Regions from separate parts of the Homo sapiens genome. Here region 2 is linked to region 1. A link is an interaction called in ENCODE POLR2A ChIA-PET data of the cell type or tissue named here. Cell type or tissue: PC-9. All regions are shown on one strand.

Region 1 (4,000 bases):
TATTATTATATATTATATATAATAGCTAATTATATATTTTTTACATTATTTTGTATATATATATATATATATATATATATATATATATATATATATACACATACACACACATATATATATATTAGAGACAGGGTCTCTCTCTATTGTCCAGGCTGGAGTACAGTGGTACAATCTTGGCGCACTGCAGCCCCAAAATCCCAGGCTTAAGCAATCCTCCAGCCTCAGCCTTGCAAGTAGCTTGGACTACAGGCATGAACCACCACACCTGGCTAATTTTTAATTTTTCTGTAGAGATGCGGTATTGCTATGCTGCCCAAGCTGGTCTCAAGCTCCTGGCCTCAAGCAATCCTTCCACCTTGGCCTCCCAAAGCTCTGGGGTTACAGATGTGAGCCACCATGCCTGGCCTAATCGCTATAATATTATTTATAGATTGTTTATTGTGTACCAGGTAGACATTTCATATCATTTTTTAGTCCTTACAACAACCTTTTGATGGAGGCTATTATTAGCTCCACTTTGAAAATGACAAAACTGAGAGAGTTTAAGGGATTAGGTGGAGCTCACACAGCAGGAAAGTGGCAAAACAGAGATGAAATCAGAGTCCGGCCCCAGCCTTGGCCACTGCACTAGACTACCCACCTCTTCGTGATCCAGGACCCAGACTTTCCTCCCACTGGCCTCTGCTTTGGTGTGGATTCCGTCTCCCACCTTCCCCAAATCTCTGCACATCTGTTGTGGACGCTGTGACGCACCACTCAGATCCCCTTCGGGCCTGGGGAACGTATTCCCCCAGCTGCAGGAAAGTGCTGCCAATGGACTCCCTCAGATGTCAGCTGCTTTGGAACTGCCTTGGCTGCACAGGCATCATCTGCTCAAGCCCACAGCCTCTTTTAGAGGGAGCCCACATCCAATGACTACCCAACAGGAGGGTTTAAAGGCTCAGCCTCCTCGCTGTAGCTCAGGACAACTCTGAAGGGCCATCCCAGCTCCCCAGCATCCTTAAGACTGCACCACAGTCCGACTTCTCGGTTTGCTAACTCCTACTTTCCTCCCTTTTTTTCTGCAGGAGGGAATCCCAAGTATCCTCCCTGATACACCCCTGCACCGAAATACAGTCTCAGAGCTGGCTTCCCAGGGAACCCTGGTGATAGATCCTAATTATTTGAGGCTCGCTTCAAATGCTGCTTCCCCCACCTCTAACCTTACCCAAACCTCCCCCTCCCAGGTTAGAAGTTCTCCCTCTGAACAAACTTCTGTGGTGATAACCATCCCTCTCTGCTGTATCTGAATGAGTTACCGCTTCACACCTGTCTCTGCTTTCAGACTGCACTGGAAGCTCCTTGAGGGAGAGGAGGACATTGTGTCTGAGTCGTTTATCTAACTACTTCACTTTGTTTTAATTAATTTTTTTGAGACAAGGTCTCACTCTGTCACCCAGTGCAATGCAGTGATCACAGCTCACAGCAGCTTCAACTTCCTGGACTCAAATGATCCTCCTGCCTCAACCTCCCGAGTAGCTGGGACCACAGGCAAATGCCACCACGCCTGGATAATTTACCTTTTGTAGAGACAAGGTGTCCCTGTTTTCCAGGCTGGTCTCAAACATCTGAGCTCAAGCGATCCTCCCCCTCAACCTCCCAAAGTGCTGGGATCACAGGTGTGAGCCACTGCACCTGACTCTATCTTCTTTGGCACCTGCCTTTACCACTGAGTATGGGCTCTGGGATTGGACACATCTGGATTCAAACCCTAACCTCACCTTTCTTGGCATCAGTTTCCTCATCTGTAAAATGGGATAATGGCAGCATCTTCATCTTAGGTTTGAAGAGTTAAATGTGTATAGAATGCTTAGCCCAGAGCCTGGCACACTGCAGGCGTTTGCTCACTGTTTGTTATCTATAATTATTGTTTACCTACTGTCATGCTAGTGCTAATATATGTTTATTAAATGAGTTGGGAGTGCCTGATGATGACCGGCTTAGCAGGCTCTACTGGCAGAGTGACCGTTCGCGACTTCATCTCCCTGGGAGACGGTGGAGATTGGCTGAAGGCGCCTCATCCCTTGGCAGGGTGCCCACTCTGCTCTCTCCCTCCTCCTTCCCCATGCAGGCCTCATAGCTGGACCCTCCAGCATGCAAACACTCACTCCACTCTCTCATGCAACCAAAAAATAAAAAATAAACTTGGCTTTGAATCCAAGGCCAGTGGGTGCTTTTGATCTCGGTTACAAAGCAAGGCAATTATTGAACACAAAAAGCCCTGATTTATTTATAAAATGCGATGGACATCTTCGAGGCGGGAACGAGAAAACTCACTCAAGACCAAGTCCTTGTTGCCACACAGTGAATGGCTGCTTTCAAACACAAGCCCCCCACATGGCCTCGCTTCTCTGCAAAGAGTCTTTCCTCATTAGTGCTTCCTCCCAACACCACAGCTTCCAACCATCAAATTCACATCACGGCCGGGGCAAGTAATTAAATTCCACAGGCATCAGAGCATAGAATAATGGATGGCTATTGTTAAGGAAGCTGAAGAAAACAGAATGAGGCTGGAAATGGAATGGGCTTCAATACCCAGTTTCAGAAACGGTTAGCGGGGAGCAGGAGAGCAAGTGGGATGCAGACTGACCCTCCCACCTGGTGCAGCACATGGGATAGTGGCTTTAGTCCTGGAGCTGGAGGTGAAAACCTGAGTTTGGAGCCAGACTCTGCATTTGCCAAACATGAGCCTCAGTTTCCTCATCTGTGAAATGAGGAGGTTGGACTAGGAGTCATTCTCCATGTATGGTCCCCAGACCAGAAGCATGAGTATCACCTGGGAATATGCTAGAAATGCAGGTTCTCAGGCCCCACCTTAAACCTACTGAATCGGAAACTGTGGGGCTGGGGCCCAGCAGTCTGCATTTAATAAAGCCTCCAGGTGATCCTGATGCATGCTAGATTTTAAGAACCGCAGTGAGGTAATGTTTAAAGACAAGGCCAAATACTCAAATGCACAAAGGGCCAGAGAGGCAAAATCAAGGAGCCAAGTAAGGTAAAATACGCCAGCAGGGTCAGTGGAGTGGCAGAGACAGCGTGCCTAGGCTGACGGGGCTGGCAGCCACTCAGCTACCGCTAGCTGATGCCACGTGTGAGTCCATGTGGGGCTGGTATAGTCAAAGCTTCTGATTTTGCAAGAGAAACACAAAATCGTGATTTTGGGAGAAATCTTTAAATGTTTAAATGTCAACTTAATCTTTCTTAACATAGTAAGGGCCAAGAAGATTATACGTCAGAGCCAAACTCAGTTGTGCACTGCCATTTTTCAGCCTCTGTTCTGAGTTTTTTCCTTCGACCTCCATCACCATAAACTCTACCCACTGGCTCTTACCTTTCTCCAGACCCTGAACTCCCAACCTCCTTTCCCCATTCAGCAGGCTCTTATTCATCCGTCAACACCCAACTCCAGGGGCACTTCCACTGTGAATTTATTCTCAACTCTTTGCCCCACTTTCCACCTCTCACTAAGAAGACAGAGAAGAAGCAAACAGGAGGCCAAAGAATTGACACACAGAAGGTGACACCGAGGAGGAAGACATGGAGAAGTTACAAAACAGCCTTTTCCCACAGAGGAGGAATTAGGACCTCTTGGCAGTTACCCTCCTGCTGCTTGAAAAATCACTCAAATAAGGACACCGATCCCATTTGACCAGAATCTAACAAAATGAAGTTTTAGAAGGGTAAATATGAAGAAACACAAAAGCAGAAGTCAAAGGCTGCATTAAAAAACAATTGGTACAAAAATACAAGGGACTTTTTGCTGACTGAGAGTTCACTGTGTCAATCATGTGGTAAAACAATCATCAAAGCGGCAAACACCATCACGGGTCTTATGAGAAATAAAGTGTCTGGACAGCCCTGCTCTGCCCTGAGCTGCTCAGACCTTCCTAGAGTATTCCGACTGGTTCTGAATAGTAACTTCTGTAGGTCAGAGAAGACCTGAAGCATGACCCAGGCAGGG
Region 2 (4,000 bases), 71 kb after region 1:
AGGGTGCAACTTCAGGAAGGAGGAGAATCCAGCTCCTAAACTCTACTCTGCAGCATCTGCTGAAGGCCATCAACTCATCCCACTTCAGATTGAAAGCAAAAGCTATTTTCTCTACTTCTACACAAGAGCCCAGCCTAGATATCTTTCAGTCCTCAGCATGCCTCGCTGTTTTCTTCCCACCCTACTCCTCCCTCAAGACTGCCTCCAAGCGCACTCCATGGTGCATGCAGAAGCAGAAAATACCTCCAGGGAACTAAATCCACCTAATGACAAATAATGGTAGCTATAGCATTTGTACAGCCATTTCCAATTCACAAAGTGCTTTTTTCACAGACATTAGCTCCTTGATTCCCCACCACAAGTCTATGCGGTAGGTGACACTCTCCCCACTTCTGCAGGGCAGTAAAAGGAAACCCGGAGAGGTTAAGAGACACATCCAAGGGTATAACTAGCAAGTGGCAGCATGTCTTTGTCAACAGGAGTGCAACGAAGTCAGAAGTGAGGTCTAAAATGCAGTCTTGACTTAGCCCAATAGCCCATCAAAGACAGCCTGGCCCCAGGCCCTCTCCAGTCCTTTGCTTGGATCTGGACAAACTCAGACATTTCATCCTAAAGCCCCATTTTTGCCAGTGGCAGGAGCCCAACCATCGTCTCTGCTGTTAGCAACTGCTCCAAGTGTGCTCAGAAGTCACCTGATTGGTCAGAAGCAACCCCACCCCGCTCAGGACTGGAGCTGAGGCCCTGCAGGAGAATCTAGTGCACGTGTGCCCTCCCTCACTGAAACCAAGGCCCAGCACATCACGCATGAGCAGGATGTGCAGTTCCTGCAGCTGGTTTCAGAATGAATCCTTTGTTTCCATTCACCTGCGCTTTTTAACATCCGCTTAACAACTTTCAAAAGCCCAAAGGTGGCAGAATGAAATTACTTAGAATAAAAGACATTCCAAATGGAGACCTCTTTCTGGGTTTTCAGCCATCTTTTCGTACGTGCTTGGAGGCAAGCCAACTAAAAGATGTGTTTCTTAAACCAAGTAAGCTGTTAAGTAACAAACTGGTCCTGCAGATATGAGGAAAGAGAGAAGGGAGAAAAAGGAAAAACCTATTGATTCATAATCTCTCATTCATTCATTTTTTGGGCCCCTACTCAGCCAGACTGGCACAGAGTGGCAACATGAATATGCATATTTATATTCTGATATGTTACAGTGGTTAGGAGCATGAACCCTGGAGCCAGACCCTGTGGTGCCTCTCCAGGAGTTAGAGAAAGGTGTCCCTTCCTCCCAACAGTCACAGCTCTGCACCCAGGTGAGAGCAAGATTTCAGACTCAACTGATCCTTCCACCCTTGTGGACCCTTGTGCAGTGCATGGCCAGCACAACTGTACATGGTAGCACTGATTTCAATCCCGGCTCGTTCAGCTATTGTGTAACCCTGGGCAAGTTTCTGAGCCTCTCTGTGGATCTATCTGTTCATCTAGGAAATGAGGATAGTAATAGTATCTATCTTACAATATTGGGGAGCATGAAATAAAATAATGCACAGGAAGTGCTTAGCACAGAACCTGACTGCAAAGAAGCACTTTGTAAGTATGATTATAATCATTATATATGAGACATAGCCCCTGCCCTTGTGGAGTTGACAGTCTGGTGGGAGAGGCAGATTGTAAAAACATTATATCTGTTTATGTCCAGGGTTGGAGGTGGGGTAGCAGGACATGAGTGAGAAAACTGCTCTTGATGGGTGAGTAGGAATTCAAGCAGCAAAGAAAAGGTGGGCGTGGGAGGAAGACTATTCAAGGCTTTGAGAACAGTATGTACAAAGGTAGAGGAGTTACATGTCATTGCATGTTCCAGGAACAGTGAGAAGTTCCCACACTATTAACTACTAATTATGAATTTCTGCTAAGCTGAAATGCACAATAAGTGAGTAAATAATTCCCTCCAGTGCCAAACTTATGAGTCTCAACACTTGGGAAACTCAAAGTAGCCATACTTGGCATCAATTAGGCCAACACCTTGTGAAGTTGACAATGGCTTTGAATTAACCAATACCACATTTCTCAGGTTACTCCAGGACCTGGAATGTTATTGCTTGCTAGAGAATCACTAAATTGGAGTTCCCTCTGGTACAGAAGGAAGGGGATCAGTGCTTTCTGAAGGGGAGGATGGGTTAGGGGGGAAAAGCCTTGGAAGTCAGGGTTCCTGGGTTCCTGCCCCACTTTCTAGGCAAGTCATGGTCCCCTTTCCTGAGCCTCAGTTTCCTCTCCTGTAAAATGAAGGGGGCTGGGTTGGAGTTTCTTCCAACTGGGAGACAGTACACCTAACTGCTTACAGCCTGGACTTTAAAGTCAGACAAGCCTGTGTTGACATTTGTTAAGAGGACAAAATGAAGATTTAATCTATGTAAAGCACCTGACACCGCCCCACAGGAAGCACAGATGAAATGATAGAAGATTTGATCACTGCCGTTTAGACAGTGCTGGTGTGTGGGATGTGTGGGTGAATGTCCGTAGAAGAAACCGCCCCCAGTCTCACACCTCTCAAATCTACAAACCAAAACTCTTTGACACTTGGGAAGTTTTTGAGCCTGCCGAAGCCCTGCATCACGTCAGTGCAATGAACTCCATACACTTGAGACTTGGTAACATTGTCTTAGTATTTGGCTTGAATGAACTTTCTGTGTTTTTTTACGTGGAAAACACTCACATGACAGCCTCGGAGTAGTAGTGCGGGGAGCAGCGGGGTGGGGGCAAGAGGGTTCCAGGGGAAAGAAACTCTCCAGCAGCAAAAGAATGTGACTCACACTCTCACACAACAGAAGAGAGGCGACCTGAGCAGAGGTGGGCTGCTTTTTAGGAAGTCGCACTCAAATGGTCTTCATGGCTCCAAATGGGGAGAAGGTTTTAGCACACAGTCCCTGAAGACTCATGGACATTCCCGGTGGTTCTGATTGTGAATGATGCTGAAATCAACCATTGCAAAATACTCCCAGCATACCCTTTCCTCTGCACCTTCGCCCAGCGAGGCAGATGCTCTTATGGAGCTACTTCACAAGCGTGGGTCTGAGGCCCAAGGAGGTGAGGGCACATGCCCAGGTCACACACCACAGATACCTGCCCTCAGGCCTCGGACGCCACAGCTCAGCACTGCTCCTCTCCCCCAAGCCCTTCACTTGCTGGTGTGTAATGAGCACTGTCTCAGCGCTGGGGGAGCCATGAAGAGGCCTGGGTCACACAGTGTCCTCACGCTCCAGCCTGCTGGCAGAGCAAGGCCATGGGATTCAGGCCTGTTCTGTCCCTCAGCAGCAGGACAGCGCACGCATCTGAGGAGTGCTGATCCTGGCCTTGGGCAGTCAGCTTCCGCCAGCTGTGCCCTGCTATAGATGGCCTGACCCTTCAGGGCCTGGGCCCCACAACAGAATATTGTGGAAGAGAAACCCAAGAACCCCTGAGGCCCCAGCAGCCTCCACAGAGCCCCATGAGAACCTGAAAAAGTCCTGGAAACCTGAGGTCCCCTCTCCCTCACTACTGGAAAAGAATTAAGACAACGTGTTACTCCTTGGGCCCCAGGCAGAGGCCAAGCTGCCCTCGAAACATCCAATCTGCTCCAAGTTCAGAGGCAGCCTCCAGCGCATGGGAAGAGGGTGAGGCTGGGTCAGAGCCCTGCATTTAAATCCCCACTCTGCCACTTAAGACAATTCTGGAACATCTGTGCGCCTCAGTTCTCTCCTCTCCAAAATGGGAATGCCCACAGTGCTAACAGCACAGGATTGCCCTGAGGGTCAAGTGGGATAATAAATGAGAAGGACTTTTTTTGTGAACTGAAGCCCTATAAAAATAAGTGGGATTATGAGTCTTATTATCCCTCGCATGGTTCTACATGACTTGGAAGGACATCCAAGAGTTTCTCATCAGAACCTTATTAAAATTCTTATTAAAGTCTTATTAAAAGTTTTTTTATTATTATTAAAATCTTTGCCTGGATGCTTCAAAATAGCCCCT

The links. Peaks named below come from ENCODE experiments on the same cell type or tissue, not always from the same donor. Only the 100,000 strongest peaks of a DNase experiment are listed, where the experiment ranks them.
Region 2: POLR2A ChIA-PET joins it to region 1 with 6 read pairs; 3 of 35 experiments call an interaction of 5 or more read pairs at or near these places.

Annotation. Positions count from the first base shown.
Region 1 is chr3:9,096,885-9,100,884 of GRCh38, forward strand. The region is part of intron 3 of SRGAP3 (SLIT-ROBO Rho GTPase activating protein 3); the gene reads right to left. Among named protein-coding and RNA genes, the nearest start is that of SRGAP3-AS2, 94 kb to the right of the region's middle. In PC-9, no CTCF peak of the experiment used is centred here; a DNase peak (open chromatin) is centred at 1,967.
Region 2 is chr3:9,167,671-9,171,670 of GRCh38, forward strand. All of the region lies in intron 1 of SRGAP3 (SLIT-ROBO Rho GTPase activating protein 3), which reads right to left. Among named protein-coding and RNA genes, the nearest start is that of SRGAP3-AS2, 23 kb to the right of the region's middle. RefSeq lists an enhancer at 398-447. In PC-9, no CTCF peak of the experiment used is centred here; a DNase peak (open chromatin) is centred at 1,901.